Regions from separate parts of the Homo sapiens genome. Here region 2 is linked to region 1. Evidence: read pairs that join two places in POLR2A ChIA-PET (ENCODE). Cell type or tissue: Panc1. All regions are shown on one strand. Links, peaks and the distances in the headings refer to the core of each region. The heading gives the core; the rest is flanking DNA. Region 1 has its middle 68 kb from the start of PIM1. Region 2 has its middle 21 kb from the start of PIM1.

Region 1 (16,207 bases), core at 4,305-12,304:
ACTGTGGATTCAAAGATATAAATTATAAACTGCTATTGGGTACAAATTATTCCCATGTGAGCTTGTTGAGCGTGATCCACTTATCTCTAGGGCTGATCGCTAGTTAAATCCTGCCCAAGTAGCTGAAAGCCTGTTTGTTTTACGACAAACAGGAGACAGGGGCCCTTGCTGAAATTCCTGGTGTAGGATTGAACCTTAAGCCAATGCTCTAATATGTTTGTTTGGAGAATTCTTAAGTGGGTACGGTCTGTAACAGCTGTCTTCTGCCTCTGCACCAAAGCGGTATTGGAAGAGACCCACAAGGTCAGGGTTCTGACTTCCAACACTCAGGCTGTTGAGGATAGGTGGAGGAGATGAGCTAGAATGTCACCAAGAGATAATCCAGGAGACGCTTCTCTGAAGAAATTACCATGATCTCTTCATTTCTGCAGCCCTTTGCAGTTGTTTTCGAAGCATTTGCATTATCACTGATTTCATGGAATCCTCACATCGCCCCACGAAGTAGGTGGAGCAGGTTTTATTATCACTGTTTTGCAGCTGAAGAGACTGAGGCCCCAAGAGGTGGCATGACTTGGCCCAGGTCACATGGCTAATAAGCAGTTGAGCTGGAGCTCGAGTCCAGGTCTCCTGACTGTGAGTCGAATGCCCAGGTGTCAGCCAGCCATTCCTCGGCGGCTCAGCTGCCTCCTCAGCCCCCTTGGCTCTCAGATGAGAGGCCTGGGGTGAGAGCATGGGCTTCACTCCCAGGATGGACTGGGTTTGAGTCCCACCTCTGCCCTAACTAGCTGTCTGACCTTGGGCAAGTTGCCAAACCATCTCTATGCCTCTGTTTCCTTGTCTGCAAAATGAGCAAAATAACAGTACCTCCCTGTCGGGTGATTTGGAGGAGTAAACAAGATATTACAGAGAGAACAAAACACAATGTCTGGCATGGTGCAAGGCATCAATAAATGCTATATTACCCGCTCCCCAAAGCCTATTCTCCTCAAAGACGCAACCCAAAAGAGAATACTCAAGAATCTTGCAGGCCAGGCACCGTGGCTCATGCCTGTAATCCCAGCACTAGCACTTTGGGAGAATGAGGCAGGAGGATTGCCTGAGTTCAGGAGTTCGAGACCAGCCTGGGCAACAAGGCGAAACCTCATCTCTACAAAAACTACAAAATGGGCCTGGCGCGGTGGCTCACGCCTGTAATCCCAGCACTTTGGGAGGCCGAAGTGGGCAGATCACCTACATCGGGAGTTTGAGACCAGCCTGACCAACATGGAGAAACCCCATCTCTACTAAAAGTACAAAATTGGCCGGGCATGGTGATGCATGCCTGTAATCCCAGATACTCGGGAGGCTGAGGCAGGAGAATCACTTGAACCTGGGAGGCAGAGGTTGCAGTGAGCTGCGATTATGCCATTGCACTCCAGCCTGGGCAACAAGAGCAAAACTCCATCTCAAACAAAAAACAAAAATCAAAAATCAAAACTTAGCCGGGTGTGATAGCATGCATCCTGACCCTGGAGTTCGAGGCTACAGTGAGCCAAGATTGTGCCACTGCACTCCAGCCTGAGTGTCACAGTGAGACCCTGCCTCAAAAAAAAAAAAAAAAAAAAAAAAAAAAAAATATATATATATATATATATATATATATATATCTTACAAAAGGTTCCCTGATTTCCTTCCTTGTCATTTCTTGCTCTTCCCCCACCCCTCACTTTGTGATAATGCTACATCAAATTTGGACGGGCCAGGCACAGTGGCTGATGGGGCACAGTGGCTCATACCCATAATCCCAGCACTTTGGGAGGCCGAGGCAGGCAGATCACTTGAGGTCAGCAGTTCGAGATCAGCCTGGCCAATATGGCAAAACCCCATCTCTACTAAAAATACAAAAATTAGCTGGGCATAGTGGTGCACGCCTGTAATTCCAACTACTTTGGAGGCTGAGGCATGAGAGTTGCTTGAACCCAGTAGGCAGAGGTTGCAGTGAGCCAAGATCACGCCACTGCACTACAGCCTGGGTGAAAAACAAAACAATGATAATAATAATTTGTACATCTCTTTTTACTTTTCTTTTCTTTTCTTTTTTTTTTTGAGACGGAGTTTTGCTCTTGTTGCCGAGGCTGGAGTACAATGGTGCGATCGCTGCTCACTACAACCTCCACCTCCTGGGTTCAAGCGATTCTCCTGCCTCAGCCTCCTGAGTAGCTGGGATTACAGGTGCCTGCAACCACAACTGGCTAATTTTTGCATTTTTTTAATAGAGACAGGGTTTCACCATGTTGGCCAGGGGCTGGTCTGGAACTCCTAACCTCAGGTGATCCTTCCGCCTCAGCCTTCCAAAATGCTGAGATTACAGGCGTGAGCCACTGTGCCCAGCCTCTTTTTACTTTTCTTTCTTTCTTTTTTTTTTTTTAGACAGAGTTTTGCTCTTGTTCCCCAGGCTGGAGTGCAATGGTGCAATCTCGGCTCACTGCAACCTCTGCCTCCTGGGTTCAAGCAATTCTCCTACCTCAGTCTCCCGAGTAGCTGGGATTACAGGCATGTGCCTCCACACTGGCTAATTTTGTATTTTTAGTAGAGACGGGGTTTCTCCATGTTGGTCAGACTGGTCTTGAACTCCCCACCTCAGGTGATCCACCTGCCTCGGCCTCCCAAAGTGCTGGAATTACAGGTGTGAGCCACTGTGCCGAGCCCTCTTTTTACTTTTCTTTTTTTTTTATTTTTTATTATACTTTCAGTTTTAGGGTACATGTGCACAACGTGCAGGTTAGTTACATATGTATACATGTGCCATGTTGGTGTGCTGCACCCATTAACTCGTCATTTAACATTAGGTATATCTCCTAATGCTATCCCTCCCCCGCTCCCCCCTTTTCACTTTTCAAAGTGCTTCCCCTCTCTTGGGATCCTCCCGTCAACCCTGTAAGATAAATAGAACCCGAAATCTTCATTCTCTTATTTCAAGTGAGAAAACCAAGGTAAGAGAGGTGAATTGACTGCACTAAGGCAACACCCCTGTTAGCCGAGGAGCTGGGACTCTTCTTTCAGTGTTGATTCCTTGCCGGAAATCTTTGATGAATTGTGTGGGTTTCCTTTCCCACCTTTGACATATAGTAGCTAGGGGACCTCATGGACTTTCTGCAAACTCAGGATTATCTTTGAGAACCCAAACAGGGAGGAGAAAAGTGGTTTGCCTCCACGAGACTCCCCGATCCCACTCGATTTCCCTGCACATCAAGACCTGGGCCTGGGGATTGGAAAGGTAACCTAAGGTAAGGGGTAAATTCCATCTGCAGCCAAAGACCAGCTCTGAGCTGGCTTCCCATGAGCAGGGGAGGGTGGAAAGGTCAAAAGGGTGGTGCTCTTCCTGAGAGTCCAGCGTCGGCTCTGCCACTTGATATCTGAGAACACCTCGAACAAGGCAAGGTGCACCTCAGTTTCCTCATCTCTAACAGGAACACTGGATTAGATAATGTCTCAGCTGACTTCCTGATAACACAAAAGAATTTGCTTGAGGATAACAGTGACACATTATGGACCACTTTTAGAAACTTTTATTATGGAAAATTTCAAAGAAATTCAAAGTCAACAGAACAATATAATGAACCTCCATGTATAGATCCCCCAAATTCAGCAATCATCAGCATTCTTTCTTGTTTCATCTCTACCTCCACCACCTTGCCCACGTGATGGTTATTTCTTTTCCTCTATATGTGGTGGGAAGGGTTTGCTTTGTTGCCCAGGCTGGTCTCCACCTCCTGGCCTCCAGCGATCCTCCCACCTCGGCCTCTCAAAGTGTTAGAATTACAGGCACCTGCCACCGCGCCCAGCCTGGTTATTTAATGATTATTATTATTTTTGAGACAGAGTCTTACTCTGTCACCCAGGCTAGAATGCAGTGGCACGATCTCGGCTCATTGCATCCTCCACCTCCCAGGTTCCAGTGATTCTCGTGCCTCAGCCTTCTGAGTAGTTGGGACTGCAAGCGCATGCCACCACACCCAACTAATTTTTGTATTTTTAATAGAGACAGGGTTTCGCCATGTTGGCCAGCCTGGTCTCAAACTCCTGGCCTCAAGTGATCCTCCTGTCTTGGCCTCCCAAAGTGCTGGAATTACAGGCATGAGCCACCACGCCTGGCCAGCCTGGTTATTTCTTATAGTTCTTTTTTTTTAACTTCTAGTGAAATTTACATACCTTGAAATGCAGAAATCTTAACTGTGTAATGTTGACAAATGGAACCACCCATGTAACCAATGTCCATCATTGGCAAATGATGTACATTGTATTATGTACAAAGTACATAATATGATGTACAAAGTATTAATATAACTGAATTTATTAACAAATTAAACATTTAAATATGACTTTAGCACACTAGGGGTTAGCAAATACTCTCTTTTTGGGGCTGGCTAAGTTAGCACCAGATCTGCAGTCTTAAGTCATTATTTTCCTTCCTGCCTCTACCCATGCTGTCATCCTTGTGTGTCCCTGGAGCTTATGGCTTTCTCCTGCATGCACCTCTATTATGAGGCTTTTATTGTCTTGGCTACAAATTCTTATAAACTTGTTTTTTTTTTTCTTTCCTATACATTTATCCTTCTCCAGGTTTTTTCTTTTTTTCTTTTATGTTTCTCTCTTCTATAACCTCTTTCTCATTCCTGTTGCTGTTTTCTCCTTTAGAGTTCTTAATTTTCTGTGTTCACCCCACCTTCTCTGATCTCACTGTCCTGTATCTTTTGGTCTATTTATATGCTGGACGTTAGACACTGAGCCATAACCCCAAGGTCCAGCCCAGGGCTAGGCACTTAGTCAACAGTGAGTGAGTGAGTGAATGAAAGCGAAGGACGACATAGTCTGAAACCACCTGCAATCTGGTTACAGTAATGTGGTCAACTAAGGAACCCTAACTCGTTACCCTGGACCACATCTTTCTCTTTGCATTGAGCAAGAAGCTATTTATCTGCCCCCTTGGAAGCTCCAGCATTTGAAAGGAAGGAGGCTGATTTCCTGACAAAATGTGACCCAAAGGACCATCCTCCTCCTACTCCCCATCATTTAAAAAAAAAAAAAAGAGCAAGCAGGGGCTATCAGGGATACTTCCTGTTTTCCTCTCTTGAAAGCATCCTGGATAGATGAAACTGAAGGATCAAAGGGACTGCCTCCTCTGGGGCCTGGGGACTGGCAGAATGGCTTTTAACCCTCTGCTGTCTCCCACATGTGAGTGGCATGGGCAGTTGACGTCTTATATTTCCCTAGTAGATTTTGACTTCTTTTGGGCAGGGGCCTTGGCATTCATTCATTCGTCAAACATTACTGTACCTACCAAATCCCAGGCCTTGAGGATCTGGGGATATAGAGATAAATATGACAGTGTCTGGCCTCATTCATCTAACAGTAATGATCCCATGTGCTAACATGATCAAGTATTTTCTCCCTGTGAAGCTCTTACTACATGCTTTTCATGCATTTGGTCCTCACAACAAGCTGATGGGGTATTCTTGCCCCCATCTTACTGACAAGAAAAGCAAAGCTTCTGAAAGTAAAATAACCTGACACAGGCATGTGACTGGTAGGTGTCAGGCCTGGGGTTAGAGCTGAGCGGTCTGAGCAGAAACCATGTTTATGGCTGATACACTAGCCTGACCCTGGAGACCTGCCTCCGTGTTTGAAACATGGTAGTGACTTTATTGCTAGTAATTTTTACAAGTGCATTTTATCTCTAGGCTTGGTCAGGTGGCTTCTGGTGAACAGGTTTGTTTACATCCGACTTACTGTATCATATTGTATTAGAGCATAGGTGAGTCAGCTTGCGGCCCCCTGAAGAGTGACAACAAGGCTGGAAAAACCAAGAGGCAACCTTTGGCCCTATTTGAGGAACGAAGAGAGCGTCAGGCTCTTGCTTCCCCTCTCTCATTTCTGGAATAGATCAGATTCCACAGATTTGTTTTGCTTTTTGTTTTGTACTGCATTTTTTTCCAATCCTGGAAAGAAAGCCGAGGGAGGTTGGGTGCGGTGGCTCATGCCTGGCAGCCCAGCACTTTGGGAGGCTGAGGTGGGCGGATCACTTGAGGTCAGGAGTTTGAGACCAGCCTGGCCAACATGGTAAAACACCGCCTCTACTAAAAATACAACAATTAGCTGGGCGTGGTGGCAGGCGCCTATAATCCCAGCTACTTGGGAGGCTGAGGCAGGAGAATTGCTTGAACCCGGGAGGCAGAGGTTGCACGGAGCCGAGATTGCGCCACATAGTGAAACCCTATCTCAGCTAAAAATACAAAAAATTAGCCGGGTGTGGTGGCGGACACCTGTAATCCCAGCTACTCAGGAGGCTGAGGCACAAGGATTGCTTGAACTTGAGAGGCAGAGGTTGCAGTGAGCTGAGATCATGCCACTGCATGCCAGCCTGGCCGACAGAGCGAGACTCTGTCTCAAAAAACAAAACAAAACAAAACAAAAAAGGAAAGATATTTTCTCCATTTTTTCCGGAGAGGAATCGAGGCTCAGAGTAGTTAGTTAATATACCCCAAGTCACACAGCTAGACAGAGCCAGGATTTGATCCTAGGTTTGACTAACTCCAGACCCTCCACTTGAATTATTCTACTTCCCTGATGCTAAAGTTGGCAGAGAGAGGAAGAAACTCCCTTCCTGCTGAGGTTCCTGACAAACAGTAGGGGCAGGTGAGGGTAGCAAGTAACCCTGAGATCTGCTGGTTAGGGACGCCTGGCACAAAAGGATCTTAAGATGCCTCTGATTCTGCAATTCTATCTCTTTAAGACCCAGAGTTCCCATGCCAAGCCTGCTCTGTGATCCTCAGAGATTTCAGGGGTGGGGAAACTGGATTGAATGCGCTGACATACAAGCAAAAAAAGACCTCAGCATTTTTGCCTCGCCTCGGTGGCTCCGGCCTTTTTTTATTTTTTTTCCCTCTCTCATTTATTTATTACTATGCTATTCCCTGGCCCTGCTGCTGTGTCAATACTGATAAAAGCAAATCACCCCACAAACAGGTGCAGCTGGGAGCTGCCCCTTGGACAGCTGCCAGGGAAATGTGATCGCTCAGCTGGGGTGACCTGCCCCGGCCCAACCCCCTCTCAGGTTCCAGCCCAGGGCATGTGTCCTTGGGCAGTTAATGTTGGTCCACATGTCACAGCCCTGGTATCCCAGTTGGCATCATGGACTTGTGCTGGTGTGTGTGGTTTGGGTGGGGTGGGTATATGCAGGAGAGAAGGGAGGCTCCCAGGAATTTATTTTCTCTTTCGGTTTCTTCCAACAAATTCAGAAAATACAATGTCACCAAGTCCCCCTGCAAGAATTTGAAAATATTTCCTAAGAATATCACTGCCTTATTTGCCTAGGTAAGAAATATTTTTTCCCATTCCCAAATTCACACACACATGCAGTGTAATGATCCAAAAGAAATTTTCTGAGTATCTCCTAGGGCTTAGCTGTGAGTTCACCTAAATAAACATTTTGTGAGCCAACCCTGCTATCCAGAATGCATTTTGATGCTACCAAGCCATGTGACTTTGACTCTGGCTTGGAAAGATTTTATTTCATTTCCCCTCCCCCATTTCAGTGTTTTGTCCCCAAGCATCATTTCCCCACTTCCCTAGGGCACCAGCCTTTCCGGAAATGCCCTAGCTCTGCGTGCAGCCTCCGCCTCCCGGTGTGGAGAAGGCGGTGACAGCGCCGCGCCGGAGCCGCAAGGCGGGCCTGGGCGGAGGGCGAGGGGCCGGGGCGGCCGGGCCAGGCTGCCCGCCTGCCGCAGAGCAGCGCGCAGCTCGGGGAGGGAGGAGGTTGCCATGCAAATGACGCGGCGTCCTGCGGGCCCCCCTTACCCGGGGGCCCTCTGGTTGCCAAAACAGAGCATTCCCCAGAACAGTCGCCTGGAAACGAGCGCTGTCATAGCAGCCTTGAGCTCAGTAGCAGCGAGCCAGCTGTGCTGCCACGAGGAGCTGGGTCAGGATGTTCAGACCTCCTCAGCACCCCCTCCCCACCCAGTCTCCACCTCGGGGAAGGGAGTGGTGGCTTGGGCCACCGTGGAGGGGAGGGAGGGCACTAATTGGATTGGAACACTCCTGAAACACATCAGCTGCTCCTCCCTGGGGGAGGGGGAGGAGGAAAGCTGCAGACTGTCTTTGTGATCGGCTCAGCCTCTCCCTCCCAGCAGCCTCGCCCTGACCTGGTCCTCACTGGCCTCTGCCCACCTATCGCTGTCCTGGGGCACAATGGCAAGATCTTTGTAAAATGGAGGAGGCAGACACCGGATCAGATAATCACCAAAATGAAATTCAGCCTTGATATGAAGGGTACCGTGGTGATGCTACCGGGATCTGACCTGGTTTGGAAGGGTTAGGGAAGAATGCAGGTTTGCCACAGCTCCCACGTACTCTAACTACTTCATCCCTTAACAGCCCCCCGTCTTTCCAGCACCTTTTCTCATCAGCTCAGCTATGCCAACCTGGTCTTCCTTAAACCTTGGGAGCATTTGCTTTTTCCTATTTCATTTGGCACCCAGAGAGCTGCTCATCATTTAAGCGTGTGTGTGCTCACCAATTAAACTACAATATAAACTTTAAGAGGCAGGACCCATGTTATCATTGTCATGGCCCACCTTGACCATGAAGAACGAGACAGGCCAGGCGCAGTGGCTCACGCCTGTAATCCCAGCACTTTGGGAGGCCGAGGCGGGCGGATCACGAGGTCAGGAGATGGAGACCATCTTGGCTAACACGGTGAAACCCCGTCTCTATTAAAAATACCAAAAAATTAGCTGAGCATAGTGGCGGGCGCCTGTAGTCCCAGTTACTCAGGAGGCTGAGGCAGGAGAATGGTGTGAACCCGGGAGGCAGAGCTTGCAGTGAGCCGAGATCGCGCCACTGCACTCCAGCCTGGGCGACAGAGTGAGACACCATATCAAAAAGAAAAAAAAAAAAAAAGAACAAGACAGAGTTTTACAGACCTGCTTGAATTTAGGTGCCAGTGATCTTTGTCAACATAGTCATCACCCTGGGAGGCCTCTGGCGTTGCCTTTGCAACAACTGTTTTAGATTGGCCTTCAGAGACTAGTAAAACCTCTCCTGGGACTAGGGAGGGGAGGAGATTCAGTGACAGCCTGAGTGACAGTAAGCAAACAGGTGGGCTACAGAGAAAGTGGACGACTACTCAGGACACATCGAGCGTTTCATGTGGTCCGGAGGCTGTACGCCAGAGCTTACAGGTGTGACTTAAGCATGTATGTGCAAGGGAGTCCCCTTCCTTCAAATTCCTAAAGGGCCTTGGGAGTCTTATGTACCCAAACAGCAAGTCTTCATTCAACCTTGCTTGGTAAGGCAGCATGTAAATGTGCAATCTCTCTCTCCTCCCTCTTCCTTTCCTTTCTAGTGTATTGAGTTCTGCTGTCTGCCAGGCACTGAGCTAGGCACTGGAGGTTCAGAGAATGATTAAATTAGTATTCTGTATTTATGAGAAAAAAAAATCCTAAACCATATGTAGGGGGCGTTTGCCTTGCCTACAGTCACCAGCATTTTTTGATCAACTTTCCTATTTTGGGTTTTTCCCACATCATAAATCCCACTTCCCCAAAGTAAAGGCCAGAAACTGACCTTCCCAGATGTCCTTGCAACTAACATGTAAGCAGGTGACCTAAGTTCCACCGATCAGATGCACCCACATTAGATTTTTTTTTCATTTTCTTTTTCTTTTTTTTTTTTTGAGATGGAGTCTCGCTGTGTCGCCCAGGCTGGAGTGCAGTGGCTCGATCTCGGCTCACTGCAGCCTCCGCCTCTGGGGTTCAATCAATTCTCCTGCCTCAATCTCCGGAGTAGCTGGGACTACAGGCACGTGCTGCCACACCCGGCTAATTTTTGTATTTTTAGTAAAGACGGGGTTTCCCCATGTTGGCCAGGATGGTCTTGATCTCCTGACCTCGTGATCCCCCGCCTCAGCCTCCCAAAGTGCTGGGATTACAGGAGTGAGCCACTGCGCCCAGTCTTTTTTTTTTTGAGATGGAGTCTTGCTCTGTCGCCCAGGCTAGAATGCAATGGCATAATCTCGGCTCACTGCAACCTCCACCTCCTAGGTTCAAGCAAGTCTCCTGCCTCAGCCTCTCAAGTAGCTGGGATGATAGTTGTGCACCATTACGCCTAGCTAATTTTTGTATTTTCAGTAGAGACAGAGTTTTACCATGTTGACCAGGCTGGTCTCGAACTCCTGACCTCAGGTGATCTGCCCACCTCAGCCTCCCAGAGTGCTGGAATTACAGGCTTGAGCCACCACACCTGGCCTGTTTTTCCTTTTTTAGACAAGGTCTTGCGTGAACTCCTGGTCTCAAGCGATTCTCCATCCTGAGCCTCCCGAGTAGCTAGGACTACAGTTCTACAGTTGTGTACCACCAACGACATGAGTTGTTTTTTGTTTTTTGAGATGGGGTCTCACTCTGTCATCCAGGCTGGAGTGAAGTGGCACAATCTTGGCTCACCACAACCTCCGCCTCCCAGGCTCAAGTGATCCACCTCAGCCTCCTGAGTAACTGGGACCACAGGAGCGCACCACCAGGCCAAGCTAATTTTTTGTATTTTTAGTAGAGATGGGGTTTCACCATGTTGCCCAGGCTGGTCTCGAACTCCTGAGCTCAAGTGATTGTGCCCAAATTGGCCTCCCAAAATGCTGGGTTTACAGGTGTGAACCACTGGCTTCACATGAGATCTTGATTTGGAAGAAAGCAATTGAGGAAGAAAGCATCCTGGGGAAGGGGGCTTTCCATCCTCTGAACCCCACACCCATGGTTGTGCCCATCACTCAAAGGCATGCACTTGCCTCGTGTTGCCTTGTGACATGGTTCCTATTGTTACCCAACAGTCCTATTTTACCTTGAGCAAGGATGACATGCACATTTGTGACTCATTTCATATTGTTCTGCCCTCTCCCATCTCCAGACTCCCAGAGGCACTGACTGTCCCATGGCTGGCATGTGCAGTGCAGCTATTTTTCACATGGGCACAACCCATCACCCAGCATACCGTCAACTCCATGGTGTCTTGGGATTGCAACTTATGTGATTTTTGCCAACCCCCTTTCCTACGGCTTTACAAGAAATAGGATTTTATGATATGCCTGTGGAAAATGAGAATCATATTATTTATTTTCAAATTGATGACTTTCTCCATAATAAAATTATAAGCACTTGCAGACATAGCCCATTCATTCATTCATTCCTTCAGCAGTAAATGAGTGCCTATGGTATGCCTGGCATTGTGTTGAGTGCTGGGACAGAACTGAGTACAGCACAACTCCTCCTTACAATATGTTAGTTTATTAGCAAAAAACAGATACAGGCTGGGTGCCATGGCTTAAGGCCTGTATCCCAACATTTTGGGAGGCTGAGGCCTGAGGATTGCTTGAGCCCAGGAGTTAGAGAGCAGCCTGGACAGTACAGGGAGACCTTGTCTCTGCAAAAAATAAAAAAATTAGCCAGGTGGGGTGGTGTGCACCTGTAGTCTCAGACACTCAGGAGGCTAAGGTGAGAAGATCACTTTAGCCCGTGAGGTTGAAACTGCAGTGAGCATGATCATGCCACTGCACTCTATCCTGGGTGTCGGAGCAGACAAATAAGTGGGGGAAAGGTGGTACAAGCACTCTGATGGCCAGTGTGCAGGGTAGAGAAGGGAGTGGTTGGTTGGGCGCAGAAAAGACTCTTTCATAGGCACAACATCAAGTGCTTATTCTAGGACAGCTTTTTTCTCAGGACTTAATGTATATTCATTCACTTAATCTTCACAACAGCAATAAGGCAGGTGTTTTTTTTTTTTTTTTTTTTTTGTTTGTTTGTTTTTTTGTTGAGACGGAGTCTTGCTCTGTGGCCCAGGCTGGAGTGCAGTGGCGTGATCTCAGCTCACTGCAAGTTCCGCCTCCCAGGTTCACGCCATTCTCCTGTCTCAGCCTCCCGAGTAGCTGGGACCACAGGTGCCCGCCACAACGCCCGGCTAATTTTCTGTATTTTTAGTAGAGACGGGGTTTCACTCTCGATCTCCTGACCTCATGAACCGCCACCTCGACCTCCCAAAGTGCTGGGATTACAGGTGTGAGCCACCATGCCTGGCTTTTTTTTTTTTTTTTTTTTGAGACAAATTCTCACTCTGTTGCCCAGGCTGGAGTGCAGTGGCATCTCAGCTCATGGCAACCTCTACCTCTCAGGTTCAAGCAATTCTCCTCAGCCTCCCGAATAGCTGAGATTACAGGCACCCGCCACCAAACCTGGCTAAGTTTTGTATTTTTAGTACAGACAGAGTCTCACCATATTGACCAGGCTGGTCTCAAACTCTTGACCTCATGATCTACCCACCTCAGTCTCCCAAAGTGCTGGGGTACAGGCGTGAGCCACTGTGCCCAGCCAATACCGTATCTTACAGGTAAGGGAACCAAAGCCCTGAGAGGTGTAATGTCTTGCAGGGTTGCACAGCTGGTGAGTTGCAGAGCTGGGATGTGTCCTCCATACTCTAACATCCATGTGCTTAACTGCTGCACTGCACTGCCTTGAGCAGATTCTGGAAGGTGAAAAATTAGTGATCACCAGGGATCTTTACAGGCTCAGGGCATGGAGTGGCTGCCTGTTTTGTTCAGCTGGCACATGGTGCACTGGGAAATGGTATGGTGTAGAGGGCGGCCATCCAAAATACTTAAAAGTGATAGGTGAGAACTCAGTACCACAAGCTGGGACTTCAGTTGTTCTCTTTGTTCCTTGATGGATAATTTCACTTCTTAAGAGTGGTTGACCTAGACAAAATTGTAAGGTTGGCAGAATGGGCTTCTCCCTAGGCAGATAGAATTTGCTTTGGAATCTCAGGGACTTGGGTTCTGGTCCCCACTCTGCCACTGACCAGCTGAGTGACTTTGGGCAAGTCACTCAACATCTCTTAACCTCGGTTCTCTCCACTGGTAATTGAGAATAATAACCTCATAGTGCTGACATAGGATTAAATGAGATAATGCATGTCAATCAGCTTAGAATGCAAACAAGCCAAAAGTAACATTTATTCAATTTTTAAGTTCACAATATCTCATCTACAACTCCAAACACCTAAAAGCTCTGAAAACGAAACACATTTGGCAACAAAACCTGAGATTTGAGTCTCACTCTGTCACCCAGGCTGGAGAGTGCAATGGCACGATCTCGGCTTACTGCAACCTCCGCCTCCTGGGTTTAAGCGATTCTCCTGCCTCAGCCTCCTGACTAGCTGGGATTGCAGGCACTCGCTATCATGCCTGGCTAATTTTTGTATTTTTGTAGAGATGGGGTTTCACCATGTTGGCCAGGCTTGTCTTGAACTCCTGACCTCAGGCGATCCGCCTGCCTCGGCCTCCCAAACTGCTGGGATTACAGGCTTGAGCCACAGCACCCAGACAAAACCTGAGTTTTTTTTATTCCCACCTAGTGTGAATTTTCCATGTACTTTTTTGCAGGAATATTAAAGTATTTGTTTAAAGTATTTGATGACATCCCAGATTCTGCTGGGGGCTTTGCAAAATATGTGGCATGGCACTGTGTTCCTTTTCTAAAATCCGAAAGACTCTGCATTACAAAACACATCTGACCCAAAGGCATCAGGTAAGGGATTTTGACTAGCATTATCTCATCTCTAGACCACTCTCTCCACTCCCAGTCCCCCTCTTACTCTAACTGTTCAAATGGCCATTGGGCATCTAGAATCAACCCTTCTCTGCAAAAGAAATACACATACATCCATATATCCTTTGGGTCTCTCCATACACCTGTCTCCCTCAGCCAAGCTCCTTTGCTCCCACTATTTCTTCAGTCCTGATTTTTGCCAACCTCATTGAATTTAAATGCCCCCATACCCCTCTACCCCCACGCCCTGGTCAAGAACACAGATTTTAGAGATGGTGCCTTCTCTGAACTACTTTGGTAGTATAGGCCCGGCCAGTCGTTACTGCCTGTGGGCTGCAGAATTATTCCAAGAAGCTCTATGTCTATTTGAACTCCAAATACTATCTGCCAACTGTGTAAGTAATGTCTGGTGTATAACTGTGCTACTCCTTTTCAGCTGTGCTGAAGGCCTGATTGTTTTTTGTCACTATGAATTTTCCCCGTTTACCAAAGCCCAGAATAACAGCTTCTCTCCTTTGCAGGGCTGCAGTCATTTCCAAAGGGAACAAGGGGTCTTCATGCTGGGGCAGGTTACAAACCACTGAGCTGGGCTGTCTTGGTAGTGTGCCATTCCTCCTTGGTGGGGGGGAATCATGAGACCTGAGGTCAAGTTCCAGCTCTTCCCTGGCTGGTTAGATGATCTTGGGGGCAGGCCCTTGTGACTTGGAAAGCTTTGGTTTCCTCATTCTGGAGCAGAGATCATGAAAATTATTTGGCAGGATTGTGAAGAAGATTAAATGAGATAATGAAAGGACTTTGAAAACTGTGAGGTGTTGCACAAATGGAAAGCTTGTTGTCATCTTACACAAATTGTCAACTTCTTTTTTTTTTTTTTTGAGACGGAGTCTCTCTCTGTTGCCCAGGCTGGAGTGCAGTGCCGCGATCTCGGCTCACTGCAACCTCTGCCTCCCAGGTTCAAATGATTCTCCTGCTTCAGCCTTCTGAGTAGCTGGGATTACGGGCACCACCATGCCCGGCTAATTTTTGGATTTTTAGTAGAGATGGGGTTTCACCATGTTGGCTAGGCTTGTCTTGAACTCCTGATCTCAGGCGATTAGCCCGCCTCGGCCTCCCAAAGTGCTGGGATTAGAGGTGTGAGCCACTATTGTAGCTCTTGGAGCCACAATATTCCAAGTGCTCTTGGAGCACTTGGCCACATATTGTCAGCTTCTTAAAGGTGGGAATAGTCTCTTCTGTTTTCTTCAGTTTCCTCAGTGGCACTCCCCACCCCCATTCTGCAATCAACACAGGACTGGCTATAGAGATGGCCTTGTATAAAACACTGTGAAGTAACTTGCACAGTGGCTTAGCAAATAAGAGGTATTTAATAAATGGTGGTTAATATGCACGCATGTACCATCCATTGTGCGGAGAAGCAGTGTAGTGCAGCGATGTAGAGCATGGGCCCTGGTATTAATCCACTCTCTGCCACTTGCTTGGTTAGCACGTGTGACCTTGGGCAAGGTTAGCACTAATAGGCCCTAATATTCTCATCTATCACACATGGCTGATGATAGTAGTAGTTAATTCATGAAGTTGTGAAAACTGAAAGGGTTTAGTCTATGTAACAGAGCCGGGCACGAATCGAGCACTCTGTAGGCATCTGTTGTTTTTGTCTTTTTTTGCAACAAGATCTCAATCTGTCGCCCAGGGTGAGTGCAGTGGCACAATCATGGCTCACTGCAGCCTCGACCTCCTGGGCTCAAGTGATCCTCCCACCTCAGCTTCCTGAATAGCTGGGACTACAGGTGCATGCCACCATGCTCAGCTAAGTTTAAATTTTTTTTTTGTAGAGATGGGGTCTTGCTATGTTGCCGAGGCTGGTCTTGAACTCCTGGCCTCAAGCAATCCTCCCACCTCAGTCTCCCAAAGTGCTGGGATTACAGGGGAGCCACCACACCCAGCCCAGTTGTTATGTAACAAGAGGTGGTTGGTGGCTGGGCGTGGTGGCTCATGCCTGTAATCCCAGCACTTTGAGAGGCCGAGGCAGGTGGATCACCTGAGGCCAGGAGTTTGAGACCAGCCTGGCCAACATGGCGAAACCCTGTTTCTACTAAAAACATAAAAATTAGTTGGGTGTGGTGGCACGTGCCTGTATCCCACCTACTCGGGAGGCTGAGGCATGAGAATCGCTTGAACTGGGAGGCGCAGCTTGCAGTGAGCCCAAATTACACCACTGCATTCCAGCCTGGGAGACAGAGCAAGACTCTGTCTCAAAAAAAAAAAAAAAAAAGAGGTGGTTGGAGAAGATCGCCAGACAGGAAGTCTAGCTTCTGGTCTTTGTTCAGAGTCAGCATAGTCTTCAAAGAGGGTTAGATGCTCAGGCCAGCCTCTCAGGATCAGCACAAATCATGCAGTGGTGAACAGACTTGGGTGTCGTTTCCCCCAGGTGTGGGTGAAGTTCCTAGACTAGACCAGATATCATTGGGTAAAAGGTGTGCCTGTTTAACATTTGGATAAATATCACTATTGTCCAACATACAGAAGTTTCTGTCCACACCACCTCCTGCCAGAACAAGAATGCCTATTTCCCCATGTCCTAA
Region 2 (16,207 bases), core at 2,807-10,806, 90 kb before region 1:
AAATAGTGTGCATTATAACCCTTAGGTAATTTCTCATCCTTCACCCTCCTCCCATCCTCCTACCTTTCCAAGTCTCCAGCGTCTGTTATTCCACTCTCTGTGTCCACGTGTACAGATTATTTAGATCCCACTTATAAATGAGAACATGTGGTATTTGACTTTTTGCTCATTTTTTTTTTTTTTTCTGAGACGGAGTCTGACTCTGTTGCCCGGGCTGGAGTGCGATGGCGCAATCTTGGTTCACTGCAGCCTCCACCTCCTGGGTTCAAGTCATTCTCCTGCCTCAGCCTCCCAAGTAGCATGTCACCACACCCCGCTAATTTTGTATTTTTAGTAGAGATGGGGTTTCGCCATGTTGGCCAGGCTGGTCTCGAACTCCTGACCTCAAGTGATCCGCCTGCCTTGGCCTCCCAAAGTGCTGGGATTACAGGAGTGAAGCACCATGCCCAGCAGGACTTTTTGTTTCTGAGTACTCCATTTCAGATAATGGCCTCCAGTTCCATCCATGTTGCTGCAAAAGACATAATTTCTTTTTTTTATAGCTGAGTAGTATTCCATAGTATGTACATTTTATTTATATATATTATAAATATAATATGTATAATAGTCATTTTGACTGGTATAAGGTGATACCTCATTATGGTTTTAATTTGCATCTCTCTGATGATTAGTGATGCTGAGCATTTTTTCATAAGCTTGTTGGCCATTTGTATGTCTTCTTTGAAAAGTGTGTGTTCATGTCTTTTGCCCACATTTAAATGGGGTTATTTTTTTTTTATTGTTGTATTGTTGGAGTTCCTTGTAGATTCTGGATATTAGTCCTTTGTTGGTGCATACTTTGCGAACATTTCCTTCTTTCCTTCCTTTTTTTTTTTTTTTTTTTCAGGATCTCACTCTGTCACCCGGGCTGGAATGCATGGAGTGTAGTGGCATGATCATAGCTCACTGTAGCCTCAAACTTCAAGACTCAAATTATCCTCCCGCCTCAGCCTCCAGGGTAGCTGGGACCACCAGTGCATGCTAGCATACCTGGCTAATTTTTTTATTTTACTATTTTGTAGAAATGGGGTCTTACCATGTTGGCCAGGCTAGTCTTGAACTCCTGGGCTCAAGCAATCATCCCACCTCAGCCTCCCAAAGTTCTGGGATTATAGGCATAAGCCACTACGCTCGGCCTGCAAATATTTTCTCCCATTCTGTAGGTTGTATGTTCACTCTGTTGATTATATCTTTTGCTGTGCAGAAGCTTTTTCATTTAATAAAGTCTCATTTGTCTATTTTTGCATTTTATTTTGAGTTCTTACTCATGAATTATTTGCTTAGGCCAATGTCGAGAATTTTCCTAGATTTTCTTCTAGAGATTTTGCAGTTTCAGGTCTTACATTTAAGTTTTTAATCCATCTTGAGTTAATTTTGTATATGGTAAGAGGTATGGGTCCAGTTTCATTCTTCAGCATATGGCTATCCCATTTCCCAGCACCATGTATTGAGTAGGGTGTCCTTTCCCTAGTGTAAATTTTTGTCAGCTTTGCAAAGATCAGTTCACTGTAGGTATTTGGCTTTTTTTCTGGGTTCTTTTTTCTGTTCCATTGATCTATGTGCCTATTATTATACCAGCACCATGCTGTTTTGGTTACCATAGCCTGGTAGTATAATTTGAAGTCAAATAATATGATACTTCCAGCTTTGTTCTTTTTGCTTAGGATTACTTTGGCTATTTGGGCTTAAGCCCAGGAGGTCGAGGCTGCAGTGAACCAAGAATGTGCCACTGCACTCCAGCCTGGACAACAAGCAAGACCCTATCTCTTAAAAAAAAAAAATAGTCTGGACGCAGTGGCTCACACCTGTATTCCCAGCACTTTAGGAAGCCGAGGTGGGTGGATCTCGAGGTCAGGAGTTCAAGACCAGACTAGCCAAGATGGTGAAACCCCATCTCTACTAAAAATAAAAAAAATTAGCCAGGCGTGATGGCGGGCACCTGTAATCCCAGCTACTCGGAAAGCTGAGATAGGAGAATTGTTTGAACCTGGGAGGCAGAGGTTGCAGTGAGCCAAGATCACACCACTGCACTCCAGCCTGGGTGACAGAGCGAGATTCCATCTCAAAAATAAATAAATAAATAAATAAATAAATAAATAAATAAATTAATTAAAAAATAAAAATAAATTTATTGAGACCTGTTTTGTGGCCCAACATAAGGTCTATCCTGGAGAATGTTCTGTGTGCTGATGAGAAGAATGTATATTCTATTGTTGTTGGGTAGAATGTTCTGTAAATGTCTCTTAGGTCCATTTGGTCTAAAGTCCAATTTAAATCCAGTGCTTCTTTGTAGATTTTCTTTCTCGATGATCTGCCTAGTGTGTCAGTGGGGGTGCTGAAGTCCCCCACTATTATTGTATTCCTGTATATCTCTTTTCTTAGGTCAAGTAGTACTTGTTCGATGAATCTTGGTGCTCCAATGTTGGGTGCATATATATTTAGGATTGTTGTATCGTCTTGTTGAATTGATCCGTTTATCATTATATAATGACCTTTTTTTTAAGTGTAAATACATACTAACTTTATTTATTTATTTATTTAATTTATTTATTTTTTGAGATGGAGTCTTGCTCTTTTGCCCAGGCCGGAGTGCAGTGGCACAATCTTGGCTCACTGCAAGCTCCGCCTCCTGGGTTCTCGCCATTCTCTTGTCTCAGCCACCAAGTAGCTGGGATACAGGCGCCTGCCACCGCACCCAGCTAATTTTTTGTATTTTTAGTAGAGACAGGGTTTCACCGTGTTAGCCAGGATGGTCTCGATCTCCTGACCTCGTGATCCACCCACCTCGGCCTCCCAAAGTGCTGGGATTACAGGCGTGAGCCACCATGCCCGGCCTATTTATTTATTTTTATTTATTTATTTATTTTTATTATACTTTAAGTTCGAGGGTACATGTGTACCACGTGCAGGTTTGTCACATATGTATACATGTGCCATGTTGGTGTGCTGCACCCATTAACTTGTCATTTACATTAGCTATTCCTCCTAATGCTATCCCTCCCCCCTCCCCCCACCCCACGACAGGCCCCAGTGTGTGCTGTTCCCCATCCTGTGTCCAAGTGTTCTCATTGTTCAATTCCCACCTGTGAGTGAGAACATGTGGTGTTTGTTTTTCTGTCCTTGCAATAGTTTGCTGAGAATGATGGTTTCCAGCTTCATCCATGTCCCTACAAAAGGACATGAACTCATCCTTTTTTATGGCTGCACAGTATTCCATGGTGTATATGTGCCATATTTTCTTAATCCAGTCTATCATTGATGGACATTTGGGTTGGTTCCAAGTCTTTGCTATTGTGAATAGTGCCACAATAAACATACGTGTGCATGTGTCTTTATAGCAGCATGATTTATAATCCTTTGGGTATATACCCAGTAATGGGATGGCTGGGTCAAATGGTATTTCTAGTTCTAGATCCTTGAGAAATCGCCACACTGTCTTCCACAATGGTTGAACTAGTTTACAGTCCCACCAACAGTGTAAAAGTGTTCCTATTTCTCCATATCCTCTCCAGCACCTGTTGTTTCCTGACTTTTTAATGATCGCCATTCTAACTGGTGTGAGATGGTATCTCATTGTGGTTTTGATTTGCATTTCTCTGATGGCCAGTGATGATGAGCATTTTTTCATGTGATAATGACCTTCTCTATTTTTTTTTTTTTTTTACTGTTGTTGATTTAAGTCTGCTTGATCTGAGTATAGCTACTCCTGCTCACTTTTGGTTTCCATTTGCATAGAATATCTTTTTCCACCCCTTTACTACCTTCAGTCTATAAGTGTCTTTACCAGTTAGGTGGATTTCTTGTAAGCAATATATGATTGGATTATTTTTTCTTATCCATTCCACCACAGATTTGGCTTTTAAATAGCATTCTTCAATAAAAGGACCAAGGTTTCTTGGAGAAGTGGTTGATTTCAGTGCTGGGAAGGGAAAACACACAAGGAACCCAGAGTAGCTTATGGTAGCAGAGATAAAGTGCTCAAAAAAGGACGGGAGCTCATTGAAAGGACTCAGGAACCAACCTGAAAGAGCTCCCAATGGCTAAAGCTGAAGCAGTTTGAGCAACAAAATAATTAACAATAGTGATGGATTCTATAACCCATAGAATAAAATACATATCCATGAGTCCATACTGATATAAATAACTGAATAAACAAAATGACCTTTACTTATCTAGATGACTGGAAATGTGAGAATTTCAATACTCACAGCTGTGGGTAGGCTTGAATAATTATAGTTTGTAGTATCTGGAATTAAAACCACTTGTAGGCCAGGTGTGATGGCTCATGCCTGTAATCCCAGCACTTTGGGAGGCCAAGGCAGGCAGATCACCTGAGGTCAGGAGTTCAGAGACCAGCCTGACCAACATAGAGAAACCCTGTCTCTACTAAAAATACAAAAATTAGCTGGGCATGTTGGCGGGTGCCTGTAGTCCCAGCTACTCGGGAGGCTGAGGTGGGAGAATTGCTTGAACCTGGAAAGTGGAGGTTGCAGTGAGCCAAGATTGCACCACTGCACTCCAGCCTGGGTGACAGAGTGAGACTCCTACTCAAAAAAAAAAAAAAAAAAAAAAAAAAAAGGAGAAAGAAGGTAGCAGAAGACAAATAACAACTTGAAACAAGGAAGACTTTTCTAACTGTCTTGGGAGGGGAATGGACTCAGCTAAGGGAGAATGCCTATCTATATGGTGGTGCTGATTCCTGTACTGAGGAGGAGGGAGCTCTAGACAACAAGATGGACCAAGATGCAGGGTTGGGATGGGGAGATTGACTGCAAAGAGCAAACTCAAATGTCTGAGTCCACAATCCACTGTTTTGTCTGAGCTCTAGAATTCCCAAAGTATTGTTTTCATAGCAATTGTATAGTATTTCGCCACCTCATGTGTTAACTCAGCAGTTGAGGGCAGAGCTGAGAGCTCAACCTCCATTTGTAATGCGGTTTCTATAGGAAGATGTGTTGGATTTCAAGCAAATGATACACAAACAAACTTTTGAACCATGACCCTTTATAAGCAGAGAACTGCCTGCTCTTCTTTTTACTGGTTCTTAAACTCCTTAACACTCCCAGCTGTCCTCATGCTACTGTTCCTGGGTTTGGGGATTAAGTCTATGTTTGTCTTATTAAATTATGATTTTCTAAACTTCAAATTCCAGGATGAGTTTGACCAGACAGGAAAGAAGGAAACCCAAGACCTGGCCCCTTCTGAGTCAGATTTTTCCAACCCAGGCTGAGGCGGGTGGATCACTTGAGGTCAGGAGTTCAAGACCAGCCTAGCCAACATGGTGAAACTCTGTCTCTGTTAAACATACAAAAGTTAGCCGGGAGGCCAGGTGCGGTGGCTCACACCTGTAATCCCAGCACTTTGGGAGGCTGAGGCGGGTGGATCACGAGGTCAGGAGTTCGAGACCAGCCTGGGCAATATGGTGAAACCCCATCTCTACTAAAAATACAAAAAAAAAAAAAGCTAGCCCGGCGTGGTGGAGCACGCCAGTAGTTCCAGCTACTCAGGAGAGTAAGGCAGGAGAATCACTTGAACCGAGGAGGCAGAGGTTGCAGTGAGCCAAGATTGCACCACTGCACTCCAGCCTGGGCAACAGAGGGAGACTCTGTCTTAAAAAAAAAAAAAAAAATTAACCTGGCATGATGGTGCACATCTGTTGTCCCAGCTACTTGGAAGGCTAAGGCAGGAGAATCACTTGAACCTGGGAGGCAGAGGTTGCAGTGAGCTGAGATTGCACTGCTGCACTCCAGCCTGGGTGACAGAGGGAGACTCCGTCTCAAGGGAAAAAAAAAAAAAAGAAGAAGATTTTTACAACCTAGCTTTATTAGTTTGTCTGAAGTAAATGCCTAGGTTGATAGATAATCCTGCCCCCTCCCCGCTTCCCGAGAAACCTGCTGTGACACCTGCAGCCAACATTCTCTTCTTAGGCCCTCAGTGGTGATTTGTATCTCTATAAAGCAGACAACATGTTTTGGTGCTAGGTTACCATTTACTTTATCATGTTATTATGTATCCTCTTGTCTGTTCTCTAGTTGTTCCCTGTACCCTACACCTGCCTTTTCATAAAACTGTATGCCTTGACCTTACATTAGCCTATAACATATTCATCTGTTAGAGCCTCCAAAAAGCCAAGGACAGAAGCAACATAGTGTGGTTTTTTTCTGTTTGTTTTTTTTGTTTTTTTGAGACAAGGCCTTGCTCTGTCGCCCAGGCTGGAGTGCAGTGGCGTGATCTCTGCTCACTGCAGCCTCCACCTCCCGGGTTCAAGCGATTCTCCTGCCTCAGCCTCCGGAGTAGCTGGGATTACAGGCGTGTGCCACCACGCCCAGCTGATTTTTAGTAGAGACAGGGTTTCACAGTGTTGGCCAGGTGAAATGTGAGGTTGAACTCCTAACCTCAGATGATACTCCTGCCTCAGCCTCCCAAAGTGCCGAGATTACAGGCATGAACCACTGCGCCTGGCCAGCAATGCAGTGTGTAAGGAAAGACCCTAAACTTGGGGACACATAAACTTAGAATTCTACTCTGCCTTTTACTAGCCATGTGACCTTGGTAAATTATTCCATTTTGGAGTCTTGATTTACTAGTCTCTAAAAGGGAAATGACTATACACTTATAAAGTGTCTGTCACATGCTAGGCACCCAATAAATCATCATTCCCATAAATAAGCACATGATGTATGACACCACTTAAATAAAATCCTACAACAGGCAAACCTAATCTACAGTGACAGAAAGCAGATCTGTGGTTGCCTGGGGCCAGTGAGGGTGGGATGGGGAGATTGAATGCAAAGGGCCCGGGAACTTTTGGGGGTGGTGGAAACGTTCTGTATCCTGATTGTGGTCATGGTTACAGGGGCCTGTACGTTTGTCAAAACACATCAAACTGCGTGCTTAAAATGAGTGCTATTTAGTGTATGTAAATTACCCCTCAATAAAGTTTTTTTTAAAAAAATATGTATTATCGCTGGGCACGGTGGCTCACGCCTGTAATCCCAGCACTTTGGGAGGCTGAGGCGGGCAAATCACAAGGTCAGGAGTTCGAGACCAGCCTGGCCAACATGGTGAAACACCGTCTCTACTAAAAATACAAACAACTAGCTGGGCGTGGTGGCGGGTGCCTGTAATCCCAGCTACTCGGGAGGCTGAGGCAGGAGAATCGCTTGAACCCGGGAGGCAGAGGTTGCAGTGAGCCGAGATCACACCACTACACTCAAGCCTGGGTGACAGTGCAAGACTCCATCTCAAAAAATAAAATAAAATAAAATAATGTATTCTCTTTTTTTTTTTTTTTTGAGAGTGAGTCTTGCTCTATCACCCAGGCTGGAGTGCAGAAGCACAATCTCGGCTCACTGCAAACTCCGCCTCCTGCGTTCAAGTGATTCTCATGCTTCAGCCTCCCGAGTAGCTGGCATTACAGGTGCCCGCCATCATGCCCAGCTAATTTTTGTATTTTAGTAGAGACGAGGTTTCACTATGTAGGTCAAGCTGGTCTCAAACTCCTGACCTCAAATGATCCACCCGCCTCGGCTTCCCAAAGTGCTGGGATTACAGGCATGAGCAACCACACCAGGCCCTATTCCCTTTCTTTCTCCATCAATTAAAATACGTTGGATTTGGCTGGGCACAGTAGCTTACACCTGTAATCCCAGCACTTTGGGAGGCTGAGGTGGGTGGATTACCTGAGGTCAGGAGATTGAGACCAGCCTGGCCAACATGGTGAAACCCTGTTTCTACAAAAAATACAAAAATTAGCTGGGCATGGTGATGCGTGCGTGTCTGTAACCACTGCTACTTGGGAGGTGAATTGCTTGAACCTGGGAGGAGGCTGCAGTGAGCCAAGATCATGCTACTGCACTCCAGCCTGGGCAACAGAGCGAGACTCTGTCTCAAAAACAAAAACAAACAATAAAATAAAATATGTTGGATTTAGGAATACATTCTAGTGCCAAATATACATTTTAAGTTATCTTTCATTTTAGATTATTCATACTATCATATACTTTCCCCATGGATTGATGTAAATAAATGAGAATCGGCTCGATAGCCAAGTTCGCTTTCTTTTTATTTTTTATTTTTTGTTTTTTAGAGACAGGGTCTCACTCTGTCACCCAGGGTGCAATGCAGTTGCACCGTCATAGCTCAGTATCACCTCGAACTCCTGGGCTCGAGTCACCCTCCTGCCGAAGCCTCCTGAGTAGCTAGGATTACAGGTGCATGCCACCATGCCCAGTTTATTTTTATTTTTAAATAGAAATGGGTTCTCACTATGTTGCCCAGGGGGTTCTTGAACTCCTGGCCTAAACTATCTGCCTGCCTTGGCCTCCCAGAGTGCTGGGACTATAGGCGTGAGCCACTGCACTCAGCCTCCAATCTCACTTTCTAACTGACTTGCAGTATAAAATTGGACAGATGTGTCATGAGGAGTTGGAAGGAGCAGACACTGGGATCATGAGAAAGTGAAAGTATACTTAAAGATACCACACATTTTTTGAAAAATCACTACTTAGAGGGGAAAAGTATTTTTCTTGTGAAATATTAAAAGCTTGTCACAGGCCCAGGTGTAGTGGCCCATACCTGTAATCTCAGCACTTTGGGAGGCTGAGGCAAGAGGATCACTTGAGTCCAGGAGTTCAAGACCAGCCTGGGCAATACAACAAGACTCCACCTCTACAAAAAAATTTATAAAAATTAGTCAGGCGTGGTATGTGTGCCTGTAGCCCCAGCTATGAGGAAGCTGAGTCAGGAGGATTGCTTGAGACCAGGATGTTGAAGCTGGAATAAGCCATGATTGCACCACTGCACTCCAGCCTGGGTGACAGAGTGAGGCCCTGTGTCAAAAAAAAAAAAAAAAGCTTGTCACAAAACAAGGTGATCATGGTGACAGCTCAGATTAATGTAGGGCCTGAGGGAGCCACTTTTTTTCTTTCTCTTTTTTTTTTTTTTTTTTGAGGTGGAGTTTCACTCTCGTTGCCCAGGCTGGAGTGCAATGGCGCGATCATGGCTCACTGCAACCTCTGCCTACCAGGCTCAAGCGATTCTCCTGTCTCAGCCACAGCCTCCCGAGTGGCTGGGATTACAGGCACCTGCCACCATGTCCAGCTAATTTTTATATTTTTAGTAGAGATGGGATTTCACCACGTTGGTCAGGCTGGCCTCGAACTCCTGACCTCAGGTGATCCGTCTGCCTTGGCCTCCCAAAGTGCTGGGATTACAGGTGTGAGCTACTGTGCCCGGCCAGGAGCCACTTTTTTTCTACTCAGCAAGTTTTCTCCCCCACTTCCACTACTGCCTTCTCATAATAGCTCCTGTTTCCCTCTGTCTTTGAAGGAACTTTTCTGGAATCTGCACCAGAACATTTTTGCTTTCATTTCATTGGCCTTAACTTTGTCATGTGTCCAAAGCTAGCTGCAAGAGAATCTGAGGAATTTCCTGTTTATTCTTAAGGAAGGACTCACGACTTGCTAAACATAAGAGGTTCTAAAGTAAATAAATAAATAAATAAAAATAAAACTTTGGCTGAGTGCAGGGACTGACACCTGTAATCCCAACATTTTAGGAGGCCAAGGCAGGAGGACTGCCTAAGGTAAGGAGTTTGAGACCAGCCTGGGCAACACAGCAAGACCCCATCTCTACAAAAAATTTAAAAAATTAGCTGGGCATAGTAGCCTGTGCTTATAGTCCCAGTTGCTCAGGAGGCTGAGGCAAAATGATCACTAGAACCCAGGAGTTCAAGGTTACAGTGAGCTATGATTGTACCACTGCACTCTAGCCTGGGTGACAGAACAAGACTGTGTCTCTAAAAGAGTAATAATAACAAATTACTATTTAATTTAATAATAAAATAAATGTAATAATAAAATAATTTTAAAAATAAAAATTAGAAGTCTATCACCAAGGAAGAAAAGGATAATACATATCTGTATAGGCAATAATCTCTGCCCAAAGCCCTGTCTATTAATGGAGCATTTTATATATAAAATGGTGGAATTTTGGAAATTACCAAAATTAATTATTTTTTTAACTTTTATTTTAGGTTTGGGGATACATGTGAAGGTTTGTTCATAGGTAAACACGTGTCGTGGGGGGTTGTTGTACAGATTATTTCATCACCCAGGTAATAAACCTAGTACCCAATAGTTATCTTTTCAGCTCCTCTCCATCCTCTCACCCTCCCCTCTCAAGTAGATCCCAATGCCTGCTGTTTCCTTTTTTTTTGAGACAGAGTCTTGTTCTGTCACCCAGGCTGGAGTACAGTGGCGCGACCTTGGCTCACTGCAAACTCCTCTTCCTGGATTCAAGCAATTCTCCTGCCTCAGCCTCCCGAGTAACTGGGATTACAGGTGCCCACCACCACGCCGGGCTAATTTTTATATTTTTAGAAGAGACAAGGTTTCGCCATGTTGGCCAGGCTAGTCTTGAACTCCTGATCTTAGGTGATCCACCCGCCTCGGCCTCCCAAAGTGCTGGGATTACAGGCGTGAGCCACCGCGCCCGGCCTGCTGTTTCCTTGTTTGTGTTCATAAGTTCTTATCATTTGGCTCCCAGGAAATTACCAAAATTAATTATGTACATCCACATTATGGCCATATCAAAATGATTGTGTTTGTCCATAGTTCTTGAAATGGAAACATACCAACAGCACTTTGTTAAGTGGGAAAAGGTTACTAAAAATACAAGCTCTGGCTCGTGTGGTGGCTCATGCCTATAATTCCAGCACTTTGGGAGGGTGAAGTAGGAGGATCACTTGAAACCAGGAGTTCAAGACCAGCTTGGGCAACAGAGTGAGACCCCATCTCTACTAAAAAAAAAAAAAAAAAAAGAAAGAAAGAAAGAAAAAATACACACACAGAGAGAGAGAGAGAGAGAGAGAGAGTCTGGACATACTCAAAGTATTTCTCTCTGGGGTGGTAGGATTACATCACATAACTTTAATTCACTTTATATTATTATTTTTATAAAAAAACATGTGCCTTTTTTATAAGCAGAACTAAAAAAATGTATTTTCACTTAGAAATACGTGAGCATCTGTGTCTCTCAGGCACTTCCTGAGTGGAGCTGAAAGGCGAGTTGTGGCAGGGTGGGGTTCAGAGTTGGGGGTGTCTTCCCTCCAGCACACAATGGTACTGAGTGACCCGGTGTCTGGGAGCCCCTGGGCAGGGGTATCTGGGAGGCCTGGAGCTCAGGAGCGAGCTCGGTGCTGGAGTTCCAGGAATTAGTCATGAGGGGAAAGCAGCGGTGCTGGGTGTCTCCTTGGCCTCCCAGGAGCTGCTCCCTGCCCTAGAGAGGGAACTACGCAGACTGCAGCACCCCAGACTCCCTGCCTTCTGGCTTCCAGTTGGTTCAATGGGAGGCCCTGCTGGGAGATGAGAGGGTGGCTCCCACAGGGTTGGGTTATACAGGCTGATTTCTCAAAGGAAGGTCACAGCTCTTGTCAGGCAGCCTTCTGGACACGTATGCAGAGCCCCCAGCTCTGGTCCCTGCTCCCTCCTGTAGCCCCCCGGCCCCCACCCCAGGCCCCAGGGAAGGAATGCGCCCCAGGGTACAGCACTGCCCCCTTGGAGTGCTTTTTTATGCTCTCCTTACATTACTCGATTTGAGCTGGCCATTTGAGCTGGCTGTCTGTCTCCTGCCAAGATCCTGACCACCACAGAGGGCTTAGCAGTGAAAAAGGGGAAAGACACCCAAGTTTAAATAGGAAAGAAGAGAAGGAGGTGAGCCAGGGGTGGTGGCTGATGCCTGTAATTCCAGCACTTTGGGAGGCCAAGGCGGGTGGGTCACCTGAAGTCAGGAGTTCGAGACCAGCCTGACCAACATGGAGAAACCCCATCTCTACTAAAAATACAAAATTAGCCGGGCATGGTGGCACGCACCCGTAATCCCAGCTACTCGGAAGGCTGAGGCAGGAGAATCGCTTGAACCCAGGAGTCGGAGGTTGCAGTGAGCCTAGATCGAGCCACTGCACTCCAGCCTGGGTGACAGAGTAAGACTCCGTCTCAATTAAAAAAAAAAAAAAAAAGCTTCTGCACAGCAAAGGAAACAATCAACAAAGTAACAAAGTGAAAAGACAACCCAGAGAATGGGCGAAAATATTTGCAAACTACCCACCTGACAAGGGATTAAAAACCAGAACATATAAGAAGCTCAAACAATAGGGAAAAAATCCAATAATCTGATTAAAAATGGGCAAAAGATTTGAATAGGCACTTCTCAAGAGAAGACATACAAATGGCAAACAGGCATGTGAAAAGGTGCTCAACATCACTGATCATCAGAGAAATGCAAATCAAAACTATAGTGGGATATCTTCTCACCCCAGTTAAAATGGCTTTTATCCAAAAGACAGGCAATAATGAATGCTGGTGAGGATGTGGAGAAAAGGGAAGGAACCCTCCTACGCTGTTGGTAGAAATGTAAATTAGTACAGCCACTATGGAGAACAGTTTGGAAGTTCCTCAAAAAACCAAAAATAGAACTATCATATGATCCAGCAATCTGACTGCTGGGTATATACCCCAAAGAAAGGAAATCAGTGTGTCGAAGAGATATCTGCACTTTCATGTTTGTTGCAGCACTGTTCACAATAGCCAAGATTTGAAAGCAACCTAAGTGTCCATTGACAGATGAATGGATAAAGAAAATGTGGTACATATACACAATGGAGTACTATTCAGCCGTAAAAAGGAATGAGATCCTGTCATTTGCAACAAAATGGATGGGATGGGAGGTCATTACGCTAAGTGAAATAAACGAGGCACAGAAAGACAAACATTGAGGTTCTCATTTATCTGGGAATTCTAAAAATCAAAACAATTGACCTCATGGACAGAGAGTAGAATAATGGTAACCAGAGGCTGGGAAACATAGTGGGACCCTGGTAGGGAAGAGAGGATGGTTGATGGGTACAAAAAAAAAAAATAGAAACAATGAATGTGACTATAGTCAATAATAATTGAAGTGTACATTTAAAAATAACTACAAGAGCATAATTGGATTGTTTGTAACACAAAGGATAAATGCTTGAGGAGATGTATACCCCATTCTTCATGATGTGATTATTACACATTGCATGCCTGTGTCAAAACATCTCCTGTACTCCATAAATATTTACACCTACTATGTACCCCAAAAATTAAAAATTAAAAAACAATTGGCCGGGCACAAGTGGCTCACACCTATAATCCCAGCATTTTGGGAGGCCCAGGCTGGTGGATCACTTGAGGTCAGGAGTTTGAGACCAGCCTGGCTAACATGGTGAAACCACATCTCTACTAAAAATGCAAAAAATAGCAGGGCGTTGGGGCGCATGCTTATAATCCCAGCTACTCGGGAGGCTGAGGCAGGAGAATCACTTGAACCCGGGAGGCAGAGTTTGCAGTGAGCCGAGATCGCACCACTGCACTCCAACCTGGCCGACAGAACGAGACTCCATCTAAAAATGAAATGAAATAAAATAAGACAAAATAAAAATACTAAATACTCCATAATTTAGGGATACATACCTATAAAATAAAATGTTATTTTAAAGTGAAAGAATGCTGCTATGCTGTTAGCCAGGTGCAGTACCTCACATCCGTAATCCCAACAATTTGGGAGGCCGAGGCGGGTGAATCACTTGAGCCCAGAAATTTGAGACCAGCCTGGGCAACATTGCAAAATCCTATTTCTATAAAAAATTTTAAAAGTTAGCCGGGCACAGTGGTCACGCCTGTAATCCCAGCACTTTGGGAGGCTGAGTTTGGAGGATTGCTTGAGGCCAGGAATTCAAGAACAACTTGGTCAACATAGTGAGACACCCATCTCTACAAAAAATTTAAATATTAGTAAGGTGGGCTGGGCACGGTGGCTCACGCCTGTAATCCCAGCACTTTGGGAGGCTGAGGCGGGCGGATCACGAGGTCAGGAGATCGAGACCATCCTGGCTAACATGGTGAAACCCTGTCTGTACTAGAAAATACAAAAAAATTAGCCAGGCGTGGTGGTGGGCACCTGTAGTCCCAGCTACTCGGGAGGCTGAGGCAGGAGAATGGCGTGAACCCAGGAGGTGGAGCTTGCAGTGAGCCTAGATTGTGCCACTGCACTCCAGCCGAGGCGACAGAGCAAGACTCCATCTCAAAAAAAAAAAAATTAGCAAGGTGTGGTGGCAACATGTCTGTGTCTCAGCTTCTTGGGAGGCTGAGGCAGGAGGATCACTTGAGCCCAGGAATTTGAGGCTGCAGTGAGCCTCAATTGCGCGACTACCCCAGCCTGGGTGACAAGCTCAAAGTAAATAAATAAATAAGCCGGGCATGGTGGCTTATGCCTGTAATCCCAGCAATTTGGGAGGCTGAGGCGAGCAGATCACCTGAGGACAGGAGTTCAAGACCAGCCTGACCAACATGGTGAAACCCTGTCTCTACTAAACATACAAAAATCATGGTGGCACATGCCTGTAATCTCAGCTACTTCGGAGACCGAGGCAGGAGAATCGCTTGAACCCAGGAAGATGAGGGTGCAGTGAGCCAAGATCATGCCACTGCACTCCAGCCTGGGCAAGAGTGAGACTCTGTCTCAAAATAAATAAATAAAATATAAAGTAAGAGAATGCCAAACACAAAATTTAGGACAGTGGGTTGTATCTGGGGGAGGTAAGAAATGGACTAAGAGAGGATCATATAGATAGATGGATGTCATTGTTAATATTCTGTTTTTTGAGCTGGGTGGTGGATTCACTACCCAGTATGATAAAATATAATAATAACGGGCCAGATGCGGTGGCTAACGCCTGTAATCCCAGCACTTTGGGAGGCCGAGGCAGGTGGATCACCTGAGGTCAGGAGTTCGAGATCAGCCTGGCCAACATTGCGAAACCTGTCTCTACTAAAAATACAAAAAATTAGCCGGGCGTGGTGGCAGGCGCCTGTAATCCCAGCTACTTGGAAGGCTGAACCAGGAGAATTACTTGAACCTGGGAGGTGAAGGTTACAGTGAGCCGAGATCACGTCATTGCATACCAGCCTGGGTGACAAGACTCCGATTTAAAAATATATATATATATATATATATATATATATATATATAAACAAAAGACCATTCTTGGACCAAGGATGAGAATATACGATGAGCCAAGGATTATGATGAATCCACTTCTGTACATCGGATGTCCTGTTATAATAAATAAAAATAAAGACAGTCCTCTGGTCTTGCCCCTAGTTCTGCTTATTTTTGCACTTCCTCCCACAGCACTGCTGAGGGGACACTGCAACCTTGCTCTTGGCAATCGGGGTTAGTAGTGCAAGGCTGGGCAGGAAATGAACTGGGGGATGAGGCCATATCTTTTTTAACACTGTTCTTGATAGGTCTTTTGTGGTGAAGGTTTCCAAGAACCAGCACAGCAGTTGAAGGAGCTGAGCAACATTTACAAGAAATGTGCCCCTGCCCCACCCCAACCCCCCCGGGTCCCCTTTCTTCTCCCTTTTCAGCCTCCAACTCTTCCTCCCCAGCCAGGCCCAAGTGAAAGATAGTTTACAGGAGTTCATAATGACTATTTCCACAGAACAGAATGGCTTACCCAACTCTGGAGTCTGGGGAAGAACCATTCTCACCTCCAGATCCTGGGCCCTGAAGGGACCTTGAGGTGGCTAATCCACACAAATGTTTGCAGTGAGCCAAGATCGCGGAGTCTGGATGACCATAGAACCACAGATGGCCTAGGTCCAAATTCTGACCTGACCACTACCTAATATGTGGCCTTTGACATGAAATTTACTGCTCTGCACATCTGTTATCCCCATCTGTGAAATGTGGATACATAACTGCATCAAGCCGGGCTAGGTGGCATGTACCTGTACAGTCAGCTACTCAGGAGGCTGAGGCAGGAGTATTGCTTGAGGCCAAGATTTTGAGGCCAGCCTGGGCAACATGACAAGACCCTCATCTCTAAAACAATAAAATAGGCAGAGCGGAGTGGCTCATGCCTGTAATCCTAGCACTTTGGGAGGCTGAGGCGGGTGGATCACCCGAGGTCAGGAGTTTGAGACCAGCCTGGCCAACATGGCAAAACCCAGTCTCTACTAAAAAAAAATACAAAAATTAGCTGGGCGTGATAGCACATACCTGTAATCCCAGCCACTCAGAAGGCTGAGGCAGGAGAATCGCTTGAACCCAGGAGGCAGAAATTTCAGTGAGC

The links. ChIA-PET counts read pairs that join two places held together with the same protein. Peaks named below come from ENCODE experiments on the same cell type or tissue, not always from the same donor. Only the 100,000 strongest peaks of a DNase experiment are listed, where the experiment ranks them.
Region 2: POLR2A ChIA-PET joins it to region 1 with 10 read pairs; 8 of 35 experiments call an interaction of 5 or more read pairs at or near these places.

The regions. Positions count from the first base shown.
Region 1 is chr6:37,094,304-37,110,510 of GRCh38, reverse strand. No RefSeq gene overlaps it. Among named protein-coding and RNA genes, the nearest start is that of PIM1, 68 kb to the left of the region's middle. RefSeq lists a cis regulatory region at 27-851, silencers at 4,754-4,813, 7,629-7,808, 7,819-7,958, 10,624-10,918 and enhancers at 7,141-7,190, 7,437-8,044, 8,045-8,652. In Panc1, for the core only: no CTCF peak of the experiment used is centred there; DNase peaks (open chromatin) are centred at 7,307, 7,534 and 7,914; H3K4me3 peaks cover 1,603 bases; H3K27ac peaks cover 4,763 bases.
Region 2 is chr6:37,182,577-37,198,783 of GRCh38, reverse strand. No RefSeq gene overlaps it. Among named protein-coding and RNA genes, the nearest start is that of PIM1, 21 kb to the right of the region's middle. RefSeq lists a cis regulatory region at 15,301-15,514. In Panc1, for the core only: no CTCF peak of the experiment used is centred there; no DNase peak of the experiment used is centred there.